6 separate regions of the Homo sapiens genome follow, and all the other regions are linked to region 1. A link is a loop called in an ENCODE intact Hi-C map of the cell type or tissue named here. Cell type or tissue: PC-3. All regions are shown on one strand. Region 1 holds the start of PRO1804 (a long non-coding RNA gene). Region 2 overlaps ABCA10 (ATP binding cassette subfamily A member 10). Region 3 overlaps ABCA8 (ATP binding cassette subfamily A member 8). Region 4 overlaps ABCA9 (ATP binding cassette subfamily A member 9). Region 5 has its middle 160 kb from the start of ABCA8. Region 6 has its middle 7.5 kb from the start of ABCA9.

Region 1 (5,000 bases):
CTAGTTTTCTAGGGCTGCTGTAACATAGTACCACAAATTGAGTGGCTTAAAAAAACAGAAGCTTATTCTCTTACAGTTCTAGAGGCCAAAAGTCTAAAATCAAGATGTCAGCAGGGTTGGTTCATTTTTGGATACTCAGAGGGAGAATCAGTTCCATGCCTCTTTTCTAGCTTCTGGTAGTTGCTGGAAATTTTTTTTTTTTTTTTTGACAGAGTCTCACTCTGTTGCCCAAGCTGGAGTGCAATGGCGTGATCTCAGCTCACTGCAACCTCTGCCTCCCGGGTTCAAGCGATTCTCTTGCCTCAGCCTCCCGAGTAGCTGGGATTACAGGTGCCTGCCACCATGCCCATCTAATTTTTGTATTTTTTAGTAGAGACAGAGTTTCACCATATTGGCCAGGCTGGTCTCAAACTCCTGACCTCATAATCCACCCACCTTGGCCTCCCAAAGTGCTAGGATTACAGGTGTGAGCCACTGTGCCCGGCCAGTTGCTGGAAATTCTTCATGTTCCTTAGCTTGCAGATGCTTATCTCCAATCTTGTCACATAGCTGTCTTCCCTGTGAATGTCTTGTGTCTTCTTCAAAGGTTGCCAGTCATTTTGAATTTAGGGCCCACCCTACTCCAATATTACCTTGTCTTTTTACATCTGCAAAGATCTTTTTTCTAAATACAGTCACCTACTGAGGCTTTTAGGAAGGACATGAATTTTGGGGAAATTACAGTGAGAAAACTGTACTAGCCGCAGTCAAGATAGGAAATAAAAACATTTCATTTTGGGAGAGGGAATGGGAAAGGAATGGAAGAAGTTAGTGCCACCCTTAAAGACCTAAAGATGCAAGTGGGAGGGGGATGGTCTTTATAATATTTCCGTGTTAAATATACTAATCTTGGTCCTGCAAAAATCCAGTTCTAGAGGAGGATATTAGTCTAGAGCAAATTCAGCCAACTGTTGGCTTCAGTTGAGTAGATTAACCAGATGTGCTATCTTTGCCAGAGCTGATTAAGAAGAGCTTCTGTCATGTGGTATACAGCCACTGATTTGGCAAATGGCCCATTTTCCATTCCAATCAGAAACATTTTGCATTGATCTGGAATGTACAAAAGTATACATTTTGCTCTGCCCTAAGGCTACGTTTAGGGTTTTCTTTCTCTCTGCCAATAAATTCCAAAAGAGACCTGGATCAGCTGGTCATTTCATAGAACGTAAGACTTGTCGACTCCATTGATGACATCATGAATTAAATGAGTAAGAAGTGGCTAGTATATTGGAAGCCTTGGTTAGACATTGTGCTACAGAAGGAGTATATCAAAATCCCATGCCATTAATATTTGACCAGAAAATAATAACTTTTGCCATTTCCTCTTCACTATCCAAAATATACTGGATTTCTCCTTAGGAAACTTATTTTGCACTGAAGTGATTTGCTATTGTTTAATACAGGGTATCTTAACCTTGGTACTATTGACATTTTGGGCTGGATAATTTTTCGTTGTGAGAGACTGTCCTGTGTGTTACAGGGTATTTGTAACATTCTTAGCCTCTTCCCACCAGATGCCAGTAGCACACTCTCCCAAGACCAAAAATGTCTCCACACTTTGCCAAATATTTCCTGAGGGAGGGTTGGGGTGGGGGTAGGGGGAGGAAGACAAAATTACTCCCATTTGAAAATACTGATTTAATGCATTGATTTGGGTTGAAAATTGATTCATTTATCCAAAGGCGTCAGTGGAAAAGTTTGTTTTAATTATTTTCTGTAGTTTTTCCATACACAAGTAATGTTTCATACTCAGTGCTGAAAGGAGGTAGATTCTTGATTCTGGTTCACTCAGATTGAGGTAGTAGGGAGAAAATTTCGATTCTAATCTTGTAATAAATACATTCTATCAGTTTCATAGACTCTGTCTGCAGACTTATTCTCAAGGTCTTTGTGCATATTTGAATGCATGTCTTCTTTCAGTGCTGTTTTCAGTTAATCTTAGGTTGTCTTTGAATATTATGTGAACTATCTTCTTACATGTGAAGTTACTTATTTGCTATTCTTAAGTCATTTCTCAATGGGGTTCCCAATTTGGGACTACTCACTTTGGGCAGGGGGGATTTACAAGCCTGCATTATAAATATTAGAAGTAGGTGCCCTGGATAAAAATAAACTGTTTATAAAGACAGTGTGGCCGATCCACAAGTTTGAATAGCTTTGCTTACATTTTGAAGTTCAAAGAAAGAATCTTTTCAAAAAATCCTACTACTATTTGACTTGGCCATATATATATAGGTATTGTAAGATGCAAACCCAGGATCTTATCTTTGTCCTCATGGTTATTCCCATGCAGCTGAGGATACAAAACCTATACAGCAGACAACTGAGACAAAAGTTGAGAACTGAATTGTATAGAAAGCCACTGGAAGTTTTCTTTTGCCTAGTTAAAGCTCAAAAGAATTTACAATGTACAATTTAAATTCAGAGTTGTAACTGTGCTGGGGGACAATGAATTTTACACTGAAATGTGACAGTGTCAAGATTATTTAAAAGTATTGCATCTCTAACTTTAAAATTAAGGTTTTGTTTTTGTTTTTTTTGTTTTCTTTTTTTTAAATCTCAGTAACCATGAGAGATACAGTTTCTAATCCTGCCAGGTGGAAGCAGCACAATGCAAGGTGTGGGTGGGTGCCTAGTAGAAATGGGACAGAAAAAGAGTGAAACTCTGACCACCAGATGGCAGCAGAGGCTTGTGCCAAAGGGATACCTTTCTGGTCCCAGAAAGGGGTGGGGTAAGGCCGCTTGAGTAGTGGCAGTGACAGCAAGGCAGTCTAAGAAGCCAGAACTGAATGAACTAAGAAGCCAGAGCAGAACTCTTCTGAGCCAGAGTCACCCAAGTGCTAGTTCATTTGAGAAATGGTGAGGCAGTAATAGAGTTCAAGAGGTTAGAACAAAGTAAGAGGGGTGAGCCAGAGGATACTCCTAGCCATTCAACAAACTTAAAGAAGGCAGAACAGCTAGAGGTTGAAAAGGACAGGAATGGTTCTTAGATAGGACAGGACAAGAACCTGAAGTTAGATTGTAATCACCGGTTATAAATCCCTCCTTTGGTCTCTTTGAGGAGCCACAAAATAGGAAACGTTTCAGGCACTCTCCAAATGGCACAGAATCTAGTTATCTCTAATATTGAAAGTAAATTTTATTGATAACTGGGATAACTTGGAGGGAGATGGGCAGAGATGGTTAAAGGAAACCTCCAGAAATGGTGTTGTTTATCGTCTTTTTAAATAAAGATGTAACCATAGTCTCAAATCTAATTTTTTACTTCTCATTTCTTTTGCTTCAAAAGGGAAAACCAGTGATAGTCACATCCTTCAGAAAAATTAGTTAATTTTTTTCCTTAAACAAATCATTACTTAAGAATTTAATTGATAATTCCCACTGGGAGAAAGCATCAAGATGAGCAAAAAACAAGTGGCATTTTATTTGGAATATTTAAGAAGTAAAACAATTCCAATTGTTAGAAGAGACTTGACGTATAAGAACTAAGCATTAAAAATGGTAATTAAGATTAATTGAAGGTTTACTCTGTGAACGCCATTGTTTCATTGCTCTATGCAAATTTTGTAGAGCAAAAAATTCATTGACCAGCAGCATCAAAATTAACTGGGGAGAGTGATGCCAGCAAGATGACATAATAGAAGGTAACCCACTCATTACCCGCCACCCCCCATAACAACAATAATTCTGCACCACCACAGACCAAAGTCTCTGTGCAGGAGCCTCAGGATTCAGGTATAAGATTGTGAAACCCCAGTGGATCCCAAGACCTAGAGGTTGTTTTGAGAGTGCAGACTAGCACCCTAGTGGCTGATCTGCTGATTTTGCTTCTGGGTTCAAGCCTGGAAATGGTTCCATTCCCCAAGGAGCTTGGCTAAAAACTCATTTGGTCTTGAGCCTACAACCAAAACCATCTGCCAAGGAGTCCAGAAAGAATCATGTACACTAGTGCCTCAACAGAGAGCCTCCTCTGACTGCTGACAATGAATCTGAAAGTTGCCCTGTGACTTGACTTCAGCCCTTCTCTGCTAAAGTCCCAGCTCAGAACTGCTCACACAAGGACCTAGAGTGAGACTCGCCCATGTCTTGCATCCTGGGAGTCTGAACTTCCATGTTGTGCTCTCCAGCCTCTGTCCCATAATAGATCCTGAGGGAAGCCAGCCTCAGTTCTGACCCCTCTGCAGTCAGGGAACTAGCCCATCTGTGCAGAGACTTGCTGGGAGATGCACACTCATCTGAGCCAATAAGATAGGCTTGCCAGCTGCCTTCTGCAGGAGATCCAAGGGTCCCCAGTCTCAGCCCTGGCCTCACCTGCTACAATCAATGAACTACCTCACCTGTCCAGGGACTGTAGGAGATGGACATCCATCTTAGCTACCAGAACAGTCTTCTGGGTTTAGGTTTCTGGCCAGATTTTTCATACAACCTGGGTACCCTTCTTTGGTCTTCCCCAGGTCTATCTGGGCTAGAAAGCTGCATAAATCTCAGAGCTCTCCCAAGACTCATAGCAAACCTGGGCTTAGCATGCCCTTTAATGCTCTAATGCTGAGACAGCTGTACTGGTCTTGGGCTCAGGGAAGACAACAGTCAGTCTCCTTAGAGTCTGTGGAAGATCTCCTGAAGAAGAATGGATATAAACAAAGCCAGATTGGGGAAACTAGAATAAATGCCTAATCCGTCAATGTGCAGACATTGTCACACATCCACAAGCATCAAGAACATTTAGGAAAATATGACCTTACCAACTGGACAAAATGAGGCACCAGGGACTGGCCCTAAAGTGATGGGGATTGTGATCTTTCAGACAAAAAATGTAAAATAGCTGTTTTAAGGAAGATCAATGAACTTCAAGAATATACAGAAAAACAATTCAGAAATTTATCAGATAATTTAATGAAGATTGAAATAATAATTAAAAAAACCACAAACATGCCGGAGTTGAAAAATACAGGGAGCATAAT
Region 2 (5,000 bases), 61 kb after region 1:
TTGTATTTTTAGTAGAGATGGGGTTTCACCACGTTGGCCAGGCTGGTCTCAAACTCCTGACCTCAGGTGATCCACCCGCCTCAGCCTCTCAAAGTGCTGGGATTACAGGTGTGAGCCACCACATCTGGCCTCACTATACATTATTTAATTTAGTTCTCACTAATGCCTCTGAAGTTGATATACTTAAGTTATAAATAGAAATATACTAAGGAACGTAATTGGACATTCACAAGTCAAGTTCTAATATGGCATTGGAATCCCAATGGTGAAGGATTCAAATGCCTATATTAGAACTCTGCCTAATAATGACTTTCACTGGTTAGCTCTGACCTTCTGTGTATCTGGACCCCCTGATCCTCCTACCATATATTAATATTCAAATGCCAGTCAAGGACCAACAGAAGCTAACAAAAGTGTCTGGACCAGCATACAGGAAGAGGAATAAGTGACAAAAGAAAAACTCATGTGAATTTCATAGAATAGTAGCATTAAATGGCAGATTGAAAGAAGTATAAAAAAGAGGTATGCATGTAAGAAGACAATTTTGTAGCTTAGGAAATTGAAACAGTCACAAAACTACTGATAGAAATGGGGAAGTTGAAAAGGAAAGTTTATTTGGAGGAGATGCTAGTATTAGTTTTTGACTTAGTATATTAGATAAAGCAGAGTATACCCAAGTAGATACTTTCTGTAGAATATTTTAAAAGCAAGGAACCCAGAGAAGTAGATGGAGATAATGCATACTTTGGGAATCATTAGGATGAAGTTGAGGATATGCAGAAGAGAGATGGGGGAGCAAAGAAAAGCAGAGATTTAGGGTAGCAAAATTAAGCAGTACACCCAAGTAGAGAGTGCAGGATATAAAGGAGAAAAAAGGTATCTCTTTAGTTGGACCCAAACTGCTTGTACACTCTAAGTACAGTAGTCCCCCTTTATCTATGATTTTGCTTTCTGCGGTTTCAGTTACCCTTGGTCAACCATGGTTGAAAAATATTAAATAGAAAATTCTAGAAATAATTTATCAGTTTTAAATTGCACACTGTTCTGAGTAGCATGATGAAGTCTTGTCCGATTCTTAGAGAGGAAAACAGATATGTGCATCAACCAATGACATTGGCCCATTTAATATTAAGCAACAGGATCAACAACATGGGTAATATCCTTTCCCAGGGGTGATACTGGGAAGCAGGGATATGGAGTCATAAGTGTTACCCTTCCCTTACACTGATGATTGTGCATTTATTTAGCCCCTGGTAATCTGGTTCTTCCCACATCTTTACTAATACTCTTAGAACAACCTTTTCATTGCTTCTTTTTTGCCCTTCCACCTGCACCTGCATTTATGACAAAAACTTACCTTTTCTGCACTCCTTTTCTTTAGATTTTTTTTGTCATAATAATAATAAATTACAGTGTCTTGAAAAAAACTTAAAGACCCCTCAATGCCTTGACAATTGTTTAATTTAAACAATTTTAGAAGTCAAATTATGTAGGCAGGGAAGATTTGCTCTCTTCTAATTGTATCTTGCACGTAGTTAGGCATAATGCCTAAGCATAAGTCCAGCTTCACAACAATCACTATTAGAGGCCAACTTGGAAATAGGGAACTGGAACAAATGACAACTTAACTCAGTGCTTCAGATATGATAACTGTAGCTCCCTAAAATATCAGATGTAAATGTAAAAGAGAAACTGCTCATGCCCTCTAAGTACAATAGTCCCCCTTCACAGTGATTTTGCTTTCTGATGTTTCAGTTACCTTTGGTCAACTGTAGTTCTAAAATATTAAACGGAAAATTCCAGAAATAAATAATTCATATGTTTTAAATTGCATGCTGTTCTGAGTAGCATGATGAAATCTTGCCCTGTCCTGCTTCCCACCCAGGAAGTGAATCATCCCTTTGTTTGGTGTGTCCACACTGTATATGTTACCCATTAGTCACTTAGTAGCCATTTCAGTTATCAGATTAAAAAAACATATTATGTATAGGGTTTGGTACTATCCAGGTTTCAGGCATCCACTTGGAGTCTTGGAATATATCCCCTGTGGAAACGGGAGACTACCGTATATACATATAAAATTGAGATTTTGAATTTCTTTTATATCATGCTGTTCCTGGGAATGGAACCTGCCACTAAGGTTAACAAAACATGTTTGCTTGTCTCTTTGCTTCTTAAATCAGGTGAATGCTTCTAGAGTTTTTCTTTATTTCCTGGAAACGTATCTTATAATGTTTGTATAATTTGTAACAATTGCAACAGCTTACTGATGTGTTTTCATCTTTCAGGATGACATAGTGCTGGATCTTGGTTTTATAGATGGGTCCATATTTTTGTTGTTGATCACAAACTGCGTTTCTCCTTTTATCGGCATGAGCAGCATCAGCGATTATAAAGTAAGAGGGAGAGAGAGGAAATTAGATTGAGATTGATTTTATTTGACTGTAGTAATTGCAATTTTATTGTTTTATACACACACAGTTGTACTTTGGTTAATGTTTTTACACATACATTACAATCTAATATCAGTATAGATTATAGTAAACACATGATTTCAAAGAGGTCAGAAAGTTTACCATTTAGCACAATAAAATTGCCACAGCTGTAAGGGAAATCATGCTAAATAAACTTCAGGGATGAAGATGTGGTACTGTTTGATCCATGCAGTTATTTCACAGTTCCAAAGGGAATTTAGATTTTTAACTATAGCATGAAATGTCAGACATACAGTGTTTCCAATTATTTAACTACGCTTTAATAAACTGGGCTTTAAAAATATATAGTGTAGTCATCTTCATTAATCTGTATCAATGGGTAAATTAACTTTAAAAATAGCTGAGACTTTTCTGTTGAACCAATAACTACACATTTCCATTGGAGATGCTAGATTTTTAGGAGGATGCTTTTTGTCACACAGACACTATAACATACTATTTCTAAAATTTATTAAACAATTTTTTTTACATAACCACAAAATCTTTTCAAACTAAGATCCCTTCCTCTATCCCTTCTATTCTTTGTCAGAAAAATGTTCAATCCCAGTTATGGATTTCAGGCCTCTGGCCTTCAGCATACTGGTGTGGACAGGCTCTGGTGGACATTCCATTATACTTCTTGATTCTCTTTTCAATACATTTAATTTACTACTTCATATTTCTGGGATTCCAGCTTTCATGGGAACTCATGTTTGTTTTGGTAAGTGATCATTTTTTCCACAAGCCAATTATAATAGTAGAATCAAAATGAAAATTCATTTTCATGAATGTTTTGTCATTAGCAAAAGGCATGTAATATGCAAGAAAATAAGAAAATTGCCTTAGGCAGCTTTATGACCTGATTATCTCCCCTCCTCTTTCCCTCTATGACCTGCCATTTCTAATCTTGCCATTGATCCTCATTATTTGCAGGTGGTATGCATAATTGGTTGTGCAGTTTCTCTTATATTCCTCACATATGTGCTTTCATTCATCTTTCGCAAGTGGAGAAAAAATAATGGCTTTTGGTCTTTTGGCTTTTTTATTGTAAGTATATATACATGCGTGCACATTTATATTAAATTTCCTTGAAGTTTTTTTAAATGCAAATTTAAGTATAAATACTTTGCTTAGAAGAGAATGGAGGGTTTTTTGTTTGTTTTTCTTTTGTACTTTCATTATTGTTGTACCATGTTTATGGGTTCAGAATGTTTTGTTCATTTTATTTCCTTTATTTCCCATTTGTTCTTTGAGGTTTCTTTTTTAGAACTCTGTTTCTTTGGAAAGAAGTAAAATATATGTAGGAACCATGGCATGTAACAGCTGAAAGACTAGATCATTCAGGACATTTCTTCATTTTACAGAGTGGGAAAAACTGAAAAGAATCAGACTTAAACGCAGGCCTCTCAACTCAGTGATGTTTTTCTCTTAAATAATTCTCCTTCCTTAAAAAACAAACAAACAACAAGCATGATAGGGGGCTATATAGATGAATAAAATAAATAAGAAACTGTTTTCTTAATAAATAATTTACTTATTACTTCAGGCATATGCTACTGCATCTCCTTCCCTATCACTAGCTGATATCTTAAGCAGTTACTATAGCTTTCTGACCATTTCAAACATTAAAACAGTCCAATTTTGTTAAGTAAGATTCACTTAAAGAACTAAAAAAAATCTAAAAGGTTGGTCAAGTCCAAATCATAACTTTCTTAAGCAATGTAAAACTCTCTCCCCAGGCTCATCTTAGGCACGCCCTTAGTTTGGGGATCAGCGGTGAGAAAGAGAGCAAGGTCTACACTTTGACTCTCTCTTTTTTTCTTCTTCTTCTTCTGGATTTTCCTTTCTCTTTCTGTGGACAGGGTGAAGGGATTAGGGTAAAAGGACCAAAGTTTTACTTCACTGGAGCTGTTACAGTTACATTGGTTGGCCTTTGTGAGTAGTATTTAAAAGTTGGATTTAGTATAAGCAGGAATATCACAAACACAACCAGTTGGAGAATTCAGTATGTCAGCAGAAATCCTAAAGGCTACTAAATTGCTTCTAAGCTTCCAAATCGCATCCCTGTGACAGCTAATCACATAATTCCTTGGGCCAGTTTTATCAATGGTTGTACTACAATGGTCAAATATCATAACCAAGGGTAATGTCTTCTTAACCATCGGCATTAGTCATTGATCTTTATTTTTTTCTCTTCTAATTCCATTGTAAAGGTAGGCTTGTCAGTTTCACTTTTTAATTTAATCCAATTTTGCTTTGTATAGTTTGAAACTATTTTGTTTGGTGCATTGAAGTCTGGAATGATTATACACCAGCCCTATTTATTCTTATGGTTTTTGGCCATAAAGTCAAATGTGTCTCATATTAATATAGGTACACCAGATTTCTTTTGTTCAGTATTTGCTTGATAAATCTTTTTTGCCACTTGTGTTTACTTTTAACTTTTATTGTTCTTATGCTTTAATGCCTGTCTCTTGTAAAAGAAATATAGTTGGATTTTATTTGTTTTTTAATTCAGACTTAACC
Region 3 (5,000 bases), 330 kb after region 1:
TCTGAAAGTCAGTGTTTCCACCTACAAAGTGAGAGTAGCAATTCCTACTTACAAGTAAAGGTTATAGAAAAATAAATAAGAGACTGCCTGGCACACTGCATGGAAACATAACATGTTTTCAAAATAAAAAGTGCTAGTCAGGATCCCTGCCCAATTTGCGAGTCCATTCATGGACTCCTATTTGTGCAATTGCCTTATTTTCTTCTAATCTAAGGGCCAACAAATTATAGCTCATGAGCCACATCCAGCCTACTTCCTCTTTCTGTAAATACAGTTTGGTTGGAGCCCAGTCATGCCCTTTCTTTTACACACTGCTCTGGCTGTCTCCATGTTACAACAGCAGAGTGGAAGAGTTTCAACAGAGTTCTAACAGCCTACAAAGCCTAGAAAATTTACTATCTAGTACACATTTTACAGAAAAAGTTTTACAACCTCCCCTTTCAAGCTTCAAGTTCCTCAAGGAATGACTTTCTGCATGACTCATTCATTCCGCCCCAGCACTCAGCACAAGTTCCTACAAGTGGCCAAGGAATAATTCTTAAATTGTTTTCATTTCAGGAGTCAGCATCATGGAAAACAGCTACGACATTTTTTGCTTCACTCTTCCAGTGGATTTCACTACTTCTAAAAAAATAGCATATATTCTTTTAAGTTCATACATGACTTATGTGTCAGTGGAATAATTTTTGACTTATGCATTTGGTCAAATAAAATTGCTACCATTTTTAAGGGCTTGTCAAGTGCAAACTTCACTATTATTCCATTGTTCGAATAACCCTAGAGGCTGGGAATCATTATTCCAGTTTTCTAATAAAGTAACTGTTTAGATAAGTTAAATAACACGTTCCAGATGCTAAAACAATATTTCAAAGCCAAGTCACTACTGATATTTTGCCCACTGTATAATTTATAACCTCAATTAATAGAATATTGTGTTTGTCTGTTTCTCTATAATGGAGAAATAGCTGTGGTATTTTTCAATGGATAGACTGATTTTCTCAATGATACTTTGTTCTTATTCAAAGTTCTGGGCTTAGCATTACAAGAAAAGCAAACCACATTCATCCATTATTAGTTTCTATCTATAATCCAGTTTCCTTCATAGCACTTACTACTATTGATAATTATTTTACTCATCTGGTTGTCTACATGTTTTCTTCCTGACGCCCGCACTAGACAATGAACTCCATAAGAGCAGAATAATGCTGCTTTAGTCACCATTGTATCCTCAACACTAAGTATGATGTTTGTCACATACTAAGAACTTAGTAAATTTGCATTGGATGACTACATTGAGTAACTGAAACTGTTTGGCATCTATACTTCTCACAAGTCTCTTGTTCCTTTGAAGCGATACAACAATTCTATTTAGTCAGCTTAAAACTGAACCTTCAACTGCAACGTTATCCATTTTGCATAGTCCTGACCTTTGCTGTACTGCAACCCTGGTATTTTCCACTCTGTGACCACCCTCTCTTCAGGAGCTTCAATCAATATGAAACTTCTCTGGGCACTACTCCTGAGTAACCTCACCAGTAACTCTCATTAGCTCATTCTTTTCTTTTGTCCATCACATTTATATGATTTGGCTGGGTTTTTGTCCTCTTATTTCTTGGGTTTTTGTCCTCTTATTTTGTGTTTGTCTGACCTATTTCTGGCATTAGATTTTAATTGATTTTCTTTGTCCTATAGAGACTAGTTAATTATTTTCTTGCTATTGGAGACTATGTCGAGTAACATATGTCTTTTTTTTTTTTTCTGAATGCCAGCTTGCAGTTAAATGAAATATGTGTTGAGGAAAACATAACATCACTTGTTAAACAGCACATCCCTGATGCCAAATTATCAGCCAAAAGCGAAGGAAAACTTATTTATACATTACCCTTAGAAAGAACAAATAAATTTCCAGGTAATGTGCATGAACACTGTGAAATAAAATATGTGAATAATAGTCATCATCATCATAATTATTATCATTACAACTAACATTTATCAATGTCTTACAGTATGCTCAGGTACTGAAACATAATCAAAAGAATAGTACAATAACTGAATTATTTTCTGTATAGTGGGAAATAGAATTACATTCTAATAGTTGTATTGTAATGCCTGGGCATTTTAGAGGGCTTCTTTTAGTCCTTCTTCCCTAGTAGTGTGTAACATAATATTCTAGTATTCATAAATGTACACAAACCCAAATGGTTGAAAACCTCTGGCTTATGCACTACATTAAACAGCCCTGTGATGTGGCTATCTGTCTCGGTGAGACTTTTGCAATAACTTTGGGTTTTTCAGGCTAACGCATAAAAGTTTACTAACTATGTTTGTTGTTCAGGGAACTTGTTCCTTAACAATGGGGCACTATAAGGGCCCACATTAGTGGTTGAAACAATTAACCTTGCTGTATATGTGGTTAACAAAGACATATACATTCATTCAAATACACATTTTATGGTGACAACACAAGCATTCCTTAGAATCATCAGGAAAGTGTTACGCAAATTCTGATTAGTACTTTTTAACAGTAATTATAATTTAAAGAAAATTTGTAGACGTTTTAGGTGGAATGAAGAATGATGCATAATACTCATTATTAGCTTAAATCTTACTTCTTTTCTACCTTTCTGTATGAGGTATTCTAGTCAAGACAAAAAGCTTTTAACCTATCCTTTTGCCCAAGCAGGAGCTCCAGATGGAAGCCTCAGGACTTCTGTAATCACCCTAGTATTAGAATTAGGTTTTTATTTAAGCTTGATTTAACCACTGTAATTCAAATCCATGCAGGCAGGGGCACTGTTCACTGCTTCATGAACAATGACAGATGCGTAAGTATATTTTGGTGAACGAACTAAAGAATGAATAGATATAAAATTGCTAGAGCGAATAATCACTGTCACAATTCCAGGAAAATTCCCTGATTCAGTTCCACATTCTCTGCCTGTTAGGTCTTGTGAATTTTTTCTTCCATTGTTAGAAACAGAAAATTTTTTAATGGTTTATATTCTATGTCTTCTCTTTAACAAATATTTTCTAAACTACAGAAGATTCTACACCATCCAATTAATTCTCAAAAAATTAATTCCTTTCCTTTTGTCAGTTAGAACATAAATGGCTCCCATTTATATCTGTTCTCTAGAAAAGACTTTTCAATTAATTAGGCTTAGAGTTGAAAAACCCAGAGTCTCACAATTAATTAAATTTTAAAAGGAAGTCAGAAAAAACTAAGATTAAACTTTAATAGAAATGCAAATGAATATAAATTAATGTTTGACAAAGTAATATTTGGGTTGTAACACATGATGTAAAATAGAAAATAATATATAGAATTTGCAGAATAAGATGATCTATTATGAAATGTTAATTTTCAAATGTTTTTGACATATCACAAGTATAGTTTCATAGATTTGTGCTTATTAGTTTGAAAAATTGTCTTCAGTTCACTTGTGATTCTTGTTTTAATTCACTGCTGTATATGTATTCTTTAGAACTTTACAAGGATCTTGATAGCTATCCTGACCTAGGAATTGAGAATTATGGTGTTTCCATGACAACTTTGAATGAAGTATTCCTGAAGCTAGAAGGAAAATCTACAATTAATGAATCGGGTAAATAAAATGCATGAAAATTATTATGTAAAAGCACATATTTCAAGAACACACTGTTCCAAAGATGTGATTACAAAATGTGGGGTTCATGATTAAGGCTCTTCTTAGACAAGCTTGTGTAAAAATGAAACGCATCCCTGTCAACATTGCTTTGTAGTTAAAAATAATCCATTTTTCTACATCCAAGGCTCACTGCACTCATATTAGCTCTAGGCTTCTAAGGGCAATTTCAGATAAAACATTTATTCTAAATCATAAATTAATATAAAACATGAACCCACAGATCTAAAACACTTAAGAACCCCAAACAATACTTTAAAATGAAACTATTAAATTCCTGTAGGCCAGCAATAAAGAAGAGAGTCTTAATTAGACATATTGTACTGTTCCACAGATATCAGATTCTCTGGTGTCAGGTTTTTCTTTTTTTTTTCTTTATGTTAGAAATTGGACACTATCTATCCACCTATTTTCAAGGTCACAAATAACTTATTCTCTTGTGTTCAGACTGTTTTGAAGCCGAACATAATAAACTCTCTATTTCTGATACTGCACTTTTTCATTCTAACATTTTCATTTGTTCTTTTTTAGAGTTTCAGTTCTTTACTATTTCTCATCTGCTCTCAATATTGTCCATATTTTCCAGTAGATCTTGTAACATATTTATCATAGTTATTTTTAAACTTGTGTATTTTAATTCTAACATGTGGACCGTGTGACTGATGACCGTTATCAGTAACTGACTCTGATTTTTTTTCCTCTTCCCTATGGGTTATATTTCCCCGCTTCTTCATATGTCTTGAAATTTGTATTTTATCATGGATGTTACTTTAACAAAACAGGAACACTGAGGTAAACAATGGCCAGAAAATGGCATGACTCTTCCTCTGTCAGACTACTGATGTGGATGGCAGAACTGATCTAATTTGTATTTGGCAAGTGCCTGGGCTTTTGCACAGGTTTTATTAGATTCAGTCCACTCCCAGCTTCGAATGTTTTAAAGGTAGAATCAGGTCTTTCCCTTAGACGTGACTTTGAATTATAGCACTGGAAAAATTCTATATATTTCTCTATAGCCCTGCTATCAAATATCTCAATAATGATTAATCTCACTGATTTTCAGCCTGTCATCACTTTTTGTTTATTTATTTGTTAGTATACATCTCTCCACTCCTCATTCAGTGACTGGACCCTAGTGGACTCATGTATTACACAAAAGGAAAGACCCATGAACCCTGATGATGTCTTGCTCAAGACACTATGCAGCTTCTTGTGTTTCTCTCTCCGTTTTTCTGAGTATCTGCCCCCAGCTACTGCTGTACTGTTCCTATGCACTTAGGAAAGGCTCCACGAAAAAAAGTTCGTAGATGCTGTAAACTCGTTTTGTGACTTAGG
Region 4 (5,000 bases), 260 kb after region 1:
AAGGGCATACTCTTATGCAAATAATTAAAACTTCATAGGTCTTAATTTCCCATATCTCTATATATTATTATGACCTATCCAACTGGTAACCCTATGAACACCTTAAAATAAACTTGTATACTCTTATTTAGGTGAGTTTTTCTTGTTAATACTATTATTATTGCTATCTAATTGAATACTTGAAGGAAGTTGTGTGAAAGACCTTGGCTTTGATTTTAGTTCTTATATTCTTCTAGTTTTTGAAAATAAAACACTTCCATCAACCCGTAAGAATATTCGTCTGAGACCTTGGGCCAAGGGCCCCAGACTTCTTATTTTTTTTAAAAAAGAGACATTAATACTGATCCTACTGAGTCACTTGACTTTTATAAGTCACAAATGAGTTGATACAAGTCAACCCATTGAAAACTATAGTTCACTTTACGTACATCAGTAATAGAGTAAGTGTTTCTTGCAGTGAGCCAAATTTCCAAAGACTGTGCCATTATCATTGTATATAAGGCCTATGCCTTAAATAAGACTTGATTTTATAAGACTGGGTTCATCCGCACTAATGACACACTCAGACTCAGGACTTCAGTGAAGCAGTTTTCAACAAGAAAGTGTCAATGTGCTATATGTTGGGAGCTGATGAAGAAACACATCATTTCAGTATTCTAAGAGTATGTTCCCAAAGCTAAAAAAAAATGCCAATAATAATCTCAGTGAAAGTGTGTTAAGCAAAGGATTTATATCCAACAGTTCTATAAAAGAAAGTGAAATAGTAAACTTGGAAGCATAATATGATCATGGCAATATTATCATTATTTATTAGACTAAGAATACACATTATAACTAGGTTCTGTACATATATTGATTATTTTATGCAATCTTCATAATAACATTACCAACAAATATTCTTATTTATATTTGGCACTGTGAGAGGCAGAATTTCCAAAATGGCCCAGTAGAGATCTGCCTCCCTAATCTCTGGACCCTAAGAATATGACACAATATTGCTTCATTGTCTCTGTTATATTTCATGACACCTTTGACATTAGGAAAAGAAAGATTATCTGTGTGGGCCTGATCTAATCATCTGATGCCTTAAACGTAGAGAGCTTTCTTAGAATAGTGGCAGAAGGGGAAGTCATAGAGATTTGAAACATGAAGACTTGTTGCTCTGTGTCTGTTTTTGAAGATGGGAGGGTCATGGGGAAGGAAGGTGGGTGTCCTCTACTGTGGTAACTTAAAGAAAACAAACAAAAGAAAAAGAAAACCCTGAACTGCCACAGACCACTGTGAGGTATTAAGATATAGAGATTGTTGAGATTTAGGGGTTGGTTACAACAGATAGTCAGCATTACATCGACTAGTACAGTAGTTCATGCCAAGAAAACAATGAAAGCAAAAACCTAGGGTAAGAATCTCTCAAGCATGCAGGGCACTGATGCAATTGCAATTGAACTGTTCCATGCTTCCTATTGCCATTCCTTACCTGGTGCAGAACTCTGCAAGAGTGATCCTTCCTACTGTCTTCCCACGTGTTTATCTGTGTTGACTCTCTGGCTAGTGGATACTTCCTTCATTCTCAGTGTATTCACATTGCACCAACCTGAAAGTGTCTAGCCAAGCAATAGTAACTTGCCTATTACTAGTGCTAAAATAAATTATCTTCTTGTTTTGATTTACTGAGTTATATTCATGGAAATTGCAAAGCAAAAGAGTGGAAATCTTGTGCTAAAATCACTGTCTTGACCGGGTGCAGTGGCTCACACCTGTAATCCCAGCACTTTGGGAGGCTGAGGCGGGCGGATCACGAGGTCAAGAGATCGAGACCACCCTGTCTCCACTAAAAATACAAAAATTAGCTGGGTGTGGTGGCGCGCACCTGTAGTCCCAGCTACTTGGGAGACTGAGGCAGGAGAATCGCTTGAACCCAGGAGGCGGAGGTTGCAGTGAGCTGAGATCCCACCACTGCACTCCAGCCTGGCGACAGAGTGAGACTCCATCAAAAAGAAAAAAAAAGTCACTGTCTTGAAATGAAACTCTTATCATAAGTTGGTGGAAATATTTTAATGTCTCCTCCAAACCCCTCTTCGGACACAATCCAACCCAAGACACAATGCCTTTGGATGAGTTTATCCTTTAACTTAATATAAAAAAACTAGGAAGGAATATCTCCACTTAGATTAAAAGTTATATTGCATGAATGTTTGGAGTATTTGAAATAGAAGGTAAGAATAACTTATTTTGAAGCCTCAATAAATGAAAATATTACAAGGATTATAAAGAAATAATTTTAATGATACTTAGTTTATTCTTATATGAGATGTGAGTTTCTCAACAGTGGCACGATTGACATTTTGTATTGGAAACTTCTTTGTTGGAGTGGTGGTGGGGGAGGCTGTCCTGTGAATTGTAAAATATTTTGCAGCATCTCTGCTCTCTTATCCACCAGATGGCAGTACCACTCCCCAAGTGTGACAACCCAAAATATTTCCAGAAATTTCCAAAATCTCCCCTAATCCTCTAGATTTATATGTTATTTAAACCAACTGCTCGATAATTTTATCTTTAGTAAAAAAATGAGGAATTCAGAACAGTTGATCTCCTTTATTTAGAAATTTTGGGTTCTGTGCTTAGCACATTCGGCCAACCTGCAAAAATTGTCCTTTGAGAACAAATCTAGTAAATTAGCAATACAAATGTTCAGTAATTAATAGAAATATCTATAGACATTGGAATACATTTTGTTTGACGTTCACGTCCCTTTGAATATTTTCAAGACGGCACGGGCCTCAGTGATGTCACATAATAATCTGTAGATTATTTCTGTGAGGGAAAATAAAGACCTCAACAAACTGTAGTATATACTGAATCAGCAAAACTTCTGACAAAGCAAGTGTGGCAAAGACTGTTGAAAATAAAATGAAGTCTCTCTTTCTGGGGTGGCACCGTAAAAAGCCATTCCTTGGGTTGTCTTGACAGGAAAGGTTAATGCTGAAGTGGATGTGTTAGCTTACTGGGAAAAAAAGACCTTGACTCAGCACCGACTCCTCACATGAACCCTGGGAGTGCATTTAAACCAGCGCTACACAATAATCTTAGAATTCTTGGTGGAAAAGGACCTCGAAGGCCGGACACACACCTGTAATCCCAGCACTTTGAGAGGCTGAGGTGGGAGAATTGCTTAAGGCCAGGAACTTGAGACTAGCCTGGACAATATAGCAAGATCCCATCTCTACCAACACACACACACACACACACACACACACACACACACACACACACTCACACACAAACACCTTTTTAATTAGCTGAGCACAGTGGCATGAACATGTAGTTCCAGCTACTCGAGAGGCTGAGGTGGGAGGGTGGCTTGAGTTCAGGAGTTTGAGGCTGCAGGAAGCTATAATTGCACCACTGCACTCCAGCCTGGGCAATAGGTGAGACTCTGTCTTTTAAAAAATAAAAATAAAGGACCTCAGCGATCCTACTGTGATTTGCTTGTTTTACAAATGTAGAACCTGACAAATTTCATTACTTGCTCTTAGAGAATAGAGAGACGTTTATCTCAGGTCACAGTAAACTTTTGCAGACTTATTTTTGGGAAATGCACTATAGAATATAAACTCAGTTTTAATATCTCTTTACATATAATAAAATATAAGATTGTAACTAGAGGCTGGATAATGGCTTACAGTTCTTCCCTCACTAATAGATGCATAGTAAATCATAATGAGTTTGACCAGGAGAAGAGTCTCTTTTATGATTGGCTTAGTTTGAATTTTTACCCTTCCCTGTATAGGTTCATGCTTTCCTAGAACCACACTGCCCAGTCCTTCATTTAGGATCCTTAATGCTGAACAAATTTTAAGGTGGAGCCCATTGACTGACATGGTTGAGTTCAGGAAGCAATGAGCTGAAAATGGTGGAAAAGACTGTCCTATTAAAAAAAAAAAGGATGGAAAATTTAAGCAAAAATGTTTCTATCAGATAATGTGGATTTCATATTGTCCTTTTTATTATTTATCTTCTGCTAAACTCATGTGTTATTCTAACACTTTGAGTAGCTCCATTTGCTAAATATTTGGTTATTATCTCACTATTTTGAAACTCTGTCTTGTTAATTATGTCATTCATTTTAGATAATCAAAAGAGAACTTACAGTTTCAAGGCCCATCCATACTTTGACCTGCCTTCCAACCCTAACTAACTTCATCTCCTTTCTTTGTCACTTAAACTATATTTTCAAGGTCACATTTTGCCTTCCCCCAAACCCATCCTAAACTCCCAAACTCAAGTCTTGCAGTTTTCCACTTTTCCAGTCGGAGCTGAGCATTGCTGGAGAAAATCATTTATCATGCTTGCCGAATGCAATAGATAGAACAGTGTGTATATGTATTTAATTTGCATCTGTCAATATACTACAGGATTAATGTCCTTGGGGATTCAAGACACATGAAAATTGTATAGGTAATGTTGTTTTGGCTTAGAAAAAATAAACTCTACATTCTTAAAAAATGTCCCATGTTACATTTTTCTCAACTAGGATTCTGATTAAATTTTACTCCTATTATTCAAATTGAAAATCTTTCTCAACACCCTAGAGAGTAGGTATTCTACGTTGCTAATCAGAAGACTGATATTCTTAAAGCTCAGCTGAACATGTGTTAGGTTTATGAACACTAAGTAATAAAATAAAGGAACTATGACTTTAAAATATGTTTCCAAAGAAAGTCTAGACCACAGCAGGATTCTAGGCAGATACCTGGAGTTTCATGTGCTGCAGGCCAAACCAGCTATTCCCTCCTGCTCCCACTCCACTACCACAAACTAAGGAACAATCTTCTCAAAGACAGTAATTGGAATTGATTATGCACCTCCCACTAAAAAAGCAAGCAGGCCAGGTGCAGTGTCTCACAACTGTAATCCCAGCACTTTGGGAGGACGAGGCGGGTGGATCACGAGGTCGGGAGATGGAAACCATCCTGGCTAACACGGTGAAACCCTGTCTC
Region 5 (5,000 bases), 440 kb after region 1:
AAAACCTCTTCAATTCTTGCCTGACCTAAACCCTAAGGGTCTTATTTTCTTCTGCAGCACTGCTTGGCCCCAATACAAACTTGATAATGGCTCTAAATGGCCAGAAAATGGCACTCTCGATTTCTCCATCCTACAAGACCTACATAATTTTAGTCGAAAAATGGGCAAATGGTCTGAGGTGCCTGATGTCCAGGCATTCATTTACACATCAGTCCCTCCTTAGTCTCTGCTCCCAATGCAACTCATCCCAAATCTTTCTTCTTTCTCTCCTGTCTGTTCCTTTAGTCTCCACCCCAAGCTCTGAGTCCTCTGAATCCTCCTTTTCTATGGACTCATTTGACCTCTCCCCTCCTCCCCAGGCTCCTCCTCACCAGGCCGAGCCAGGTCCCAATTCTTCCTCAGCCTCCACTCCCCCACCCTATAATCCTTCTATCACCTCCCCTCCTCATACCAGGTCTGGCTTACAGTTTTGTTCCACGACTAGCCCTCCCCCATCTGCCCAACAATTTCCTCTTAAAGAGGTGGCTGGAGCTAAAGGCATAGTCAAGGTTAATTTTTAAATGAACAGTGTTGTTTTTACCTAAATCAATCTGGCCTGGTATATGACAACATAAAAAAAAAAAACTCAAGGATAGAGCCCAAGAGCTCACCAAACAAGCAAAGAATTATGCTGAACCCCCTTGGACACTCTTTAATTGGATATCCTGGGTCCTCCCAATTCTTAGTCCTTTAATACCTGTTTTTCTCCTTCTTTTATTTGGACCTTGTATCTTCCGTTTAGTTCCTCAATTCATGCAAAACTGCATCCAGGCCATCACCAATCATTCTATACCACAAAAGCTCCTTCTAACAACCCCACAATATCATACCTTACCCCAAAATCTTTCTTCAGTTTAATCTCTCCCACTGTAGGTTCCCATGCCGCCCCAATCCTACTCGAAGCAGCCCTGAGAAACATCGCCCATTATCCCTCCATACCACCCCCAAAAATTTTCACCGCCCCAACACTTCACCACTATTTTGTTTTATTTTTCTTATTAATATAAGAAAACAGGAATGTCAGGCCTCTGAGCCCAAGCTAAGCCATCATATCCCCTGTGACCTGCACATATACATCCAGATGGCCTGAAGCAACTGAAGATCCACAAAAGAAGTGAAAATAGCCAGTTCCTGACTTAACTGATGACATTCCACCATTGTGATTTGTTCCTGCCCCACCCTAACTGATCAATTAACTTTGTGACAATACACCCTCCCCACCCTTGAGAAGGTACTTTGTAATATCCTCCCCCCACCCACTGCCCTTAAGAAGGTACTTTGTAATATTCTCCCCTGCCCTTAAGAAGGTACTTTGTAATATTCCCCCCACCCTTGAGAATGTACTTTGTAAGAACCACCCCTTGCCCGCAAAAAATTGCTCCTAACTCCACCGCCTATCTCAAACCTATAAGAACTAATGATAATCCCACCACCCTTTGCTGACTCTCTTTTTGGACTCCACCTGCCTGCACCCAGGTGATTAAAAAGCTTTATTGCTCACACAAAGCCTGTTTGGTGGTCTCTTCACATGGACGCATGTGACAGTCATCTCACTGGCAATTATATTGAATCAAACTATATAAAATTGCTATTTCTGTAGGTCAAGGGTTAATTTTTGGAAATTTTGTGTGGCTCAACCTGCCAGCAAAGGCATGTGAGCCGAGACCTGGATCACTCCTTGTCTTACTTTCCCTTTCTGTTTGCATCTGTAAGTTTTTTTGACGGGAAAATAAAGCCCATCAAACCTAATGTTTTGCATAATGGAAAACAAAATATATGAAAAGAGTTTGGGGGGAGGGGAAGATTGTTTTGCTGTTTTGTTTTGTGACTTTTCAGCCCATTATCTTCACTTCCTCTTCCTTGTTCTCTAGCTTCTTCCCTGGTTACCTCTTTTCCTGCCTTCGTATTTACCAGCTCTTTACTTTATTTCAATCATCTTCTTTCTAGCTTGTTTGTGTTTGTTTTTTCCTACCCTTAGGGGATTATACAGACTTTCAGACTACATGGTGGTAAGAATAATGGATTGTTCTGTGTTAAAAAAAATTCAGAATGGGAGAAAGTAGGGCTGTGTTCTGGAAGCAATGAGAGCCTGGGGCCTTGGAGGACTTTCTATGCCCAAGCCTCACAAAGAGAACATCTGGTGCGACACGCAGCTGGGAAAAGATCTAGTTTTTAAAAACAGACAAAGCCCTATTATATAAAGGGAAAAACATATCTTTTTTGTTGTTATTTCAAAGTTACAAGTGCTCCCTCTTCTGTCAACCTTTAGAATTTGTGCTCTCTTGGGCCACTCTGCATATCAAAGAAAAAAGTGGATAAATAAAAATAATGAAGCAGAATAAAGTTCTTCACTCATGGAAACTTGAATGTTGTAAGCAATGGAAGAATTCAGGGACACTACACGAGGAGTGATCCCTCTGTATTAAATGCAATGTCCCTGCCGGGGGTGGTGGCTCACGCTTGCAATCCCAGCACTTTGAGAGGCTGAGGTGGGCAGATCACATGAGGTCAGGAGTTCAAGACCAGCCTGGCCAACATGACAAAACCCCCTCTCTACTAAAAATACAAAAATTAGCCCGGCGTGGTGGCGCACACCTGTAATCCTAGCTACTGGAGAGGTTAAGGCAGGAGAATTGCTTGAACCCAGGAGGCAAAGGTTGCAGTGAGCCAAGATCATGCCACTGCCATGCAGCCTGGGTGACAGAGTGAGACTCTGTCTCAAAAATAAATAAATTAATTAATGATTAATAAATGCAATGTCCCATGGTGCTGTGGCCTGTGCTATTTGGATGGTCAGCTACTTCATTGCAACATGCACCAGTTTCCTGGAGGTTAGTTGCTAATTCTAAAAGGCTTCAGATAATTCACTGTGTATTGAGTCATGGCTTGATGACGACCTTGTTTACAAAGCTCATTCAAACAGCCCAGTTCCTGCCCGTTTGCTCTTTGACCCTGACCGAAATCCACCAGAAGGCGAGTGACTTACAATGGGATTATTCACATTTCTGCTTTTTGTTGCATTATTCACTTGAAACTAAAAAAAAAAAATCAAGGAGCAATTACTTCCAAGACTTTTCCAAACACATCACTGGGCGGGGGAGGGGTCTTCATCTGGGGGCAAGGCACTGCAAACTTCCAACATTAGGATATAATCTGTGAATGAGATAACCTATCAGTGGTGGCCTAGGCTCCAGCCTTCTGGTCAATCTCAGCAACTTGGAAGCAAAAAAGCAGAAACTGTTACATTGGTTGATACTTCTTTTACAAAAGGGATGCTCTGTTCTCTTTTGCAGCCAAAATCCACAGTGATCCACATAATACTCAGGAATCACCCAGAAGGGATTTCTATCTGAAAGGAGAAAGAAGCTCTGGGGCATGAATATACGTTGTCTTGTAAAAAAATAAATCAGTAATTCATGTGTGTATATTTTATACTCAATGGGAAAAAATGTTTTATTTAAAAAAACACTCAATATTTTACATGACATTGTGAAAAGGCAGCACGGAATTACTCATTTGCTTCCTTTTTTAAAGTTTTAGATGAAAAATAAACATTTAATCCCATCACTTGTTCTTAAATGTAATATTATTTTGTTGTCCTTTACACCCCAGTTGTCACAGGTCAGAAACCCTGAGAGAAGCCAAGATTGCTAAAATGAAACTTTACTTCTAGAAACAACCCCAGAATTAAATGTTTCTCCACTTGGCATGGAATTTGAAGATTGACTTTGAATGCCACCTTGGAATCTAGCATTAGCCAGTTACTGCAATAAAGAACAAAGGAAGGCTCAGAGGAAGTTGTAGGAAACCTCAGTGTGTCTGAGATGACCTGCAGCAGAGGCCATGCAACAAGGTCCCACCCCTGGGGACCTGGAGATGTCACCTGATAATTACGGTTTTGGTGAATAGTGATAAAGATGCCAAAAACAGTTTTACCAGCAAGCATGACTACCTAGCAATAGGATTAGACCTGTGGTAACTTTGTAACTTTGGTCTGATGTCATAGTTTTGTGTGTGTGTGTTTTTTTGTTTGTTTGTTTGTTTTTGGTGTGACCGGAGTTAGTAAAAGCTGAGAGAAGTAGAAAGATGAAATAAAACAAACAGTCCAAGGTTACCCTGCAAAAATTAACTCCAAGCCTGAGAATCAGTATGCAGAAAAAATAGCAACGTGTATAGTGTCAATTTCTTTTTGTCAGCTCCAGTTTATGAGAAGAAAATGATGGTAAAGAGTATAGCTAAAATTTTGGTCTTCTTTCAAGGTTTGCCATGTAGATAAATGTGTCTAGGAGTTTGTAAACCACAAAACAACAGGGAAACTCAATCCTCAAAACCTTCCATTTACAAATGAAAGCCTTCTCTTTACAGGGCTTACAGAAATAACCATACAAAATTAGCCACTTACTGTTATTTATAACCACATGGAATATGGCAAAATAATTTTGGCTTGATTCTTATTCCTGTTTATACTGATAATCCCAACTGCCATATATTCAAATTCCAGATAGATGAGGCACTAGAGGTCTTATGGAGTCTCTTTCTCTCTTTTCCTTTTTCCTTACCCAGTACTTTTTTTTTTTTACCCTTTCTCCTTGTAGTTCTGTGTGAAATATAAAACAATTTTTGAAAATGATGAAACACCCTGCATAATTAGATTTCATCATTTGTTCTCTTGCTTCTTTTGCCCCTCATTGTATAACAATTGCAGATCCTTTCTTTTCCTGAAATCATTATGTTTTCCCCCACTCCCTTACGTTACGCAATAAACTTGGAGTGATATTAACGTCTTGTTTTGAAATGAGGGAGAAAGAATAGAAAAAAAATGTCAAGGGCTTTTGGCTTTCTTAATGCCTTGTAGAGCATTTAGTGTTGTTCAATGCCTCATTTGATTCTCAAAAATATTAATCAAGGGTAACAAATGAGATGCCTTACTCAGAATGTGAGGACTAGCTCAAGAAACTGCC
Region 6 (5,000 bases), 170 kb after region 1:
GTTTACACTGTGAGAGGAAAACCACCTATTCAAGCCTCAGTAATGGCAGACACCCCTCCCGTCACCAAGCTCGAGCACCCCAGGTCGACTTCAGACTGCTGTGCTGGCAGTGAGAATTTCAGTCTAGTGGATCTGACATTGCTGGGCTCTGTGAAGGTGTGATCTGCTGAGCTAGACCACTTGGCTTCCTGGCTTCAGCCCCCTTTCCAGGGAGTGAACGGTTCTGTCTCACTGGCGTTCCAGGTGCCACTGGGGTACAAAAAACATTCCTGCAGCTAGCTCGGTGTCTGCCCAAATGGCCATCCAGCTTTGTGCTTGAAACTCAGGGCCCTGGTGGTGTAGGCACCCAAGGGAATCTCCTGGTCTGTGGGTTGTGAAGACCATGGGAAATGCATAGTATCTGGGCCGGAGTGCACCATCCCTCAAGGCACAGTCCCTCACGCTTCCCTTGGCTAGGGGAGGGAGTTCCTTGACCCCTTGTTCTTCCCGGGTGAGGCAACGGCCCACCCTGCTTCTGCTCCCCCTCAATGGGCTGCACCCACTGTCTAACCAGTCCCAGTGAGATGAACTGGGTACCTCAGTTGGAAATGCAGAAATCACCCGTCTTCTGCGTTGATCTCGCTAGGAGCTGCAGACCAGGGCTGTTCTCTTTTGGCCATCTTGCCCGGGAGCTGCATTTTATTTTTTTAATTTTTGTATTTTTTTGATCATTTATATTTATGCTTTAATCTTTTTCTTATCTATTATATAAGCATTTTATGTAATTAAATATTTTATCTGTATATTTTACAGATATAATTGTATCTGAAGAGTTACATTTCCAAACCTGTGATAAATAACCTATAATTTGTTCATTCTGGAACCATTAGTGCTTTATAAATGTAAATTTGTTTTACAATGATAGTTGAATTTATTTAAATTATTTCTAAAACCCAAGCAATAAATTCTCCTGTCTTGCTCAAATGAATAACATGACAATATATATAACCACTTTCAATAACAATATAATGAAATCTTTGCTTGTGTTTTTGATAAACTATAAGTTTTCTTAAGTGTTATGGAAATGTTTACAAGATACCGAATAACCAACATCAGATATAGTATAAAGGTTTTAAAAGTTTTAAAATGGACATAGTTTGCTAAAAATATCATAATATGGTTGTTTTTCAAGCTATTAATGGGTTTTTATTAAGATTATATTTAGGAGCAGATTAATGATTCTGAAAACGGAAGATCAGAATAAAACAAAAGAAGGGATCAAGAGAAAAATGGAAAAAGAACTAAACTATTTCAACGCTGTCGTAGAGAGATCTAGTGCAGGCTTTACTCTCTATTTCCCTAACACACCCCTTGTAAAAGAAGCTGACCACTGTGTACTGCATCACCAATTCTCTTCTTTGATGCCTGGATTCCAGCTGGGTTTGATTAATCCAACAGGAAGTAGCAGCAACAGATTGAGGATAGAAGGAAAGGGAGGTCAGACCCTCCTCCCCTGCTTTGGTACCAGATCTAGTGGTGAATGGATCCTTGAGGCCCACAGGCTTTGCCCTCCTCCAGTTACACTCACCTGTTTCTTCCCCTTAAGGGGACTGACCCCAGGAATGTCTCCCCCGGCTGCAGGCCACACTCAACCTCCAGCAATTCATCAAAATTACCATTTATGCATTCCGTCCTACCAATTTCTGGCTCTAGTGATTTCTGCTCCAGGTAAGCTGATCTTGGCTGTGATTCTCTGTATTCACTTGTTTCTCTGGATTTTAGGGTTGTAGTTTGCCCTGAAACCTCAATCTCTGATGGGTCCAAGAAATATCACTGATTTTCAGTTTGCTTAGGTTTTTTCTTACTGCAAGAAAGCGAATAATGACTTCCACGCTCTTTACATGTTGGAGGTGAAGAAATTGAATTTTAAATTTTATTGATTTTTAATTAATTAAAATTTACATTTAAATACTCACATGGGGCTAGTGGCTACCTTACTGAAGAATGCAGTTTTAAAGTTAATCATATCTTTGTCCTCTTCCTAAACTATAAGATTTTTAGGGAACTTAGCTCTGATCATGGCTCTCTCCTCCCATATAACTGCTGTTTGATACTTGAGTTGTCCATTGTGTTTAACACTGCCCCCTGCACACATTAGTCATTATCATCATTAGTTTGCACAATCAATATTTATTTAGTTCACTAATATATTTATTAGTTGCTAGCATTCACCTACTTCTTTCTGGATTCAGTTTTTTCTTCTTCTTGGAGGATATTTATTAGTAGTTCTTTCAGAGATGTCCATAAAATAGAAATCTCAGTTTTTTGGGGTAAAGATATATCTATTTTATGCTTACACATGAATTATATTTTAGCTGGTTTGTCAATCAGCCTTTGCCAAACCACCTTAAAACTTACTGGCTTAAAATAGCAATCTCCTTTTAGCTTTGTTTTCCTGTTTCATTTCTGGCATCTGGGTATTTATTTTTCTTTAAATGTGATCTCTGTTTTTGTTACTTCTTATTTAACCATTTTATTTATTTCCTTGTTGAAGGAGCATTCACATTAGCATAGTTCAACAATAGAAATAGAAATAGCAATAAAGATTTTGCTATTATCTTACAAAATCCCACTGTGTGGTATTTTGGTACAAATAAATTGAAAAGTAACTGGCTTGATATCTTCTTAAGGTTTTTTAAGTTGTATGCTAAATACACTAGAAAACTTGCATAAAATACTCCCAGGATGGGCTCAGAGGAATAATGATTGTATATTGGAAACAATAATTTTAGATGACCAAATACATTTTTGTTTGAAGTTTCCGTTGAATGTTTATAAAAAGGCTGAACACCTGAGATTCCTATGTAACAGTAAATAATTTCTCTGGAGAAAAAAGACCTAGGCAAAATCTAACATATATTAATTTAATCAAACATCTTAAAACAAATACAGAAAGAATTAGTGCCCCCCAGATATTGTGGAGTGGGGCCTAGATTTCCTGGCCTATAAGATAAGGAGCCAAGATTTCCCAGTGTTTCTGTTTAGGTTTCCTGCACAGAGATGAGCATCTACTATAACAAAATAAACTCTTTGTTTTTATGTACTGCCCCCAACAGAAGCTGACAAGAAATGCAATGGCAGCAATGTTTAGTTCTTTCAAACCCAGTGAGCTCTGTGAGGCTTCTGAACTCTGACTATAACTTGTAATGTAATTGTAATTGTTGGTGATGTTTGAGGAGCCCAGGCTTACTAGTTAGTCTTATATAGGGTAAGAATAAAAAAGAAACCTGTATAACCCAATTTCTTTCCTTCTTTCCTTCTTTCTTTCTCTTTCTTTTCTTTCTCTTTGTTTCTTTCTTTCTTCTTTCTTTCTTTCTTTCTTTTTTCTTTCTCTGTCTCTCTCTCTTTCTTTTTTTTTTTTTTCCAAGGTCTCACTCTGCTTACTCTGTTGCCCAGGCTGGAAGGCTGTGGCGCCATCTCAGCTCACTGCAACGTCCACCTCCCAGGCTCAAGGGCTCAAGTGATGTTCCCACCTCAGCCTCCAGAGTAGCTGGAACTGCAGGCATGTACTACCACACCTGGCTGATTTTTTGGTATTTTTTGTAGAGACAGGGTTTCACCATGTTGCCCAGGCTGGTCTGAACTTCTGGACTCGAGAGATCCTCCCACCTTGGCCTCGCAAAGTACTGGGATTACAGGGCACAATGACTTTCTTTTATAAATTCAAAGTTGAAGAATATAAATTTAAAAAATATTAAATCATATTTAATTATATATTAAGAAAATTTCCATTCATACAAAAATAGCAAAAATATTACAAAATTTAGCATTAAATATGTCAATTCTTTTTTTATTGCTATTTTTGTATTGGTGCTAGTGTCTTAGGTATGAGTAACTCAGTTTATTCCATAAGTACGGCTTTTCTCTTGTACATTTAAAGCATTTTTCTGTCAAGTCTTTAAGTCACTCACTATTTATCAGTTTCAATAGCTATCGATGCCTTTCCTGATCCATCAATGATTTTAATTAATGATAAATAACTTCTAAAAATATGTTGTTTTGAGCCATCAGTTCAGAGATAAACCTTACAAATTTTCCTTTAGTTTCAAGGAGCATTTCTTAAGGCAGCAGGACTTATGAGTTCCTGACATGTCTAAGGCAATCTTCCACTCTCCTTGATACCTATTTGAAGACTCCTCACAGTATCCTCAAGTGCCCAGCACATCTGTTGGTTTGTTCTTAGAATTTGCTTCCTACTTCACAGAAAAATCTTAACCCTGAGGACGGAAATCTTTACTTCGTGTTGTCACATTTTTTAATCCTCTCAGCTTTCACTGGCACTTCCTTTTTTTCTTGTGACAGAGAAAAAAAAAAACCTGTCCCATCTGATCCAATACCGTCTTACGCAGCCCCTCCAAAAAAGCAGCACTCCACCTGTTACTGCGTTTCTCCTGCGTGTTCAGCGTTCTCCTCCTCACTTTCCCTTTTTAAATGTTGTCTTTAAAAAACAAAATAACAACCTTTTCTTGACAAAAACAACTCACTTAAACTACCACCCAACCTACAACCTTTCTTTTATAACTAAGCTTCTTGAAAAAAAAAAGATACTTTTTTTCTTTTGTTTTCCTACCTCACATTCAATATTATACATTTAAAACTTAAAACATATGTATTGAGCAACCTTCATGTTCCAGGCTCTGTGAGGTACACAGCGGTGATGATTTTGTACCCTTCAGTTGTTTACAATCTATGGTGTGGGAGAAATGAGTATATTTAGCCTAAAAGACAGTGAGGTACATACTACAATAGCAGTAACCACAGCGTGCTGTGGGGGCACCTGGAAGGGGCATGGAACCCATATGCAATGAGGGCAAGGGTATCAGTTCGTTCTCACGTTGCTAGTAAAGACATATTTGAGACTGGGTAATTTATAAGGAAAAGAGGTTTAATTGATTCACAGTTCATGGTGGCTGGGGAGGCCTCAGGAAACTTACATTCATGGCAGAAGGGGAGGCAAACAT

What was found. A loop is a pair of places that touch in the nucleus more often than their neighbours do. Peaks named below come from ENCODE experiments on the same cell type or tissue, not always from the same donor. Only the 100,000 strongest peaks of a DNase experiment are listed, where the experiment ranks them.
Region 2: it touches region 1 in a loop (4-fold over the local background); 3 of 110 quality-filtered maps call a loop at or near these places.
Region 3: a loop joins it to region 1, with 6 times the contacts of the local background. A loop is called at or near these places in 12 of 110 quality-filtered maps.
Region 4: it touches region 1 in a loop (7-fold over the local background); 36 of 110 quality-filtered maps call a loop at or near these places.
Region 5: it touches region 1 in a loop (7-fold over the local background); 9 of 110 quality-filtered maps call a loop at or near these places.
Region 6: it touches region 1 in a loop (8-fold over the local background); 14 of 110 quality-filtered maps call a loop at or near these places.

What each region holds. Positions count from the first base shown.
Region 1 is chr17:69,233,367-69,238,366 of GRCh38, reverse strand. PRO1804 (a long non-coding RNA gene) reads left to right here and starts at 3,355. Exons shown (of 1, transcript NR_130736.1): 1 at 3,355-5,000. It also overlaps a transcript of ABCA10 not described here. In PC-3, a CTCF peak has its summit at 2,697 (motif pointing right); a DNase peak (open chromatin) is centred at 2,736.
Region 2 is chr17:69,172,802-69,177,801 of GRCh38, reverse strand. It overlaps ABCA10 (ATP binding cassette subfamily A member 10), which reads left to right. Exons shown (of 39, transcript NM_001377321.1): 23 at 2,289-2,396; 24 at 3,025-3,195; 25 at 3,408-3,521. Among named protein-coding and RNA genes, the nearest start is that of ABCA6, 33 kb to the right of the region's middle. In PC-3, no CTCF peak of the experiment used is centred here; a DNase peak (open chromatin) is centred at 1,901; H3K4me3 peaks cover 956 bases; H3K27ac peaks cover 1,867 bases.
Region 3 is chr17:68,904,649-68,909,648 of GRCh38, reverse strand. It overlaps ABCA8 (ATP binding cassette subfamily A member 8), which reads left to right. Exons shown (of 40, transcript NM_001288985.2): 18 at 1,770-1,909; 19 at 3,486-3,605. Among named protein-coding and RNA genes, the nearest start is that of ABCA8, 48 kb to the left of the region's middle. In PC-3, a CTCF peak has its summit at 2,794; DNase peaks (open chromatin) are centred at 468 and 2,798; H3K4me3 peaks cover 231 bases; H3K27ac peaks cover 789 bases.
Region 4 is chr17:68,969,758-68,974,757 of GRCh38, reverse strand. ABCA9 (ATP binding cassette subfamily A member 9) reads left to right here. Exons shown (of 39, transcript NM_080283.4): 39 at 1-270. Among named protein-coding and RNA genes, the nearest start is that of ABCA8, 17 kb to the right of the region's middle. In PC-3, a CTCF peak has its summit at 2,447 (motif pointing right); no DNase peak of the experiment used is centred here.
Region 5 is chr17:68,792,037-68,797,036 of GRCh38, reverse strand. No RefSeq gene overlaps it. Among named protein-coding and RNA genes, the nearest start is that of ABCA8, 160 kb to the left of the region's middle. In PC-3, CTCF peaks have their summits at 2,114 and 2,314 (motif pointing left); a DNase peak (open chromatin) is centred at 2,926; H3K27ac peaks cover 371 bases.
Region 6 is chr17:69,065,964-69,070,963 of GRCh38, reverse strand. It overlaps a transcript of ABCA9 not described here. Among named protein-coding and RNA genes, the nearest start is that of ABCA9, 7.5 kb to the right of the region's middle. In PC-3, a CTCF peak has its summit at 3,077; no DNase peak of the experiment used is centred here.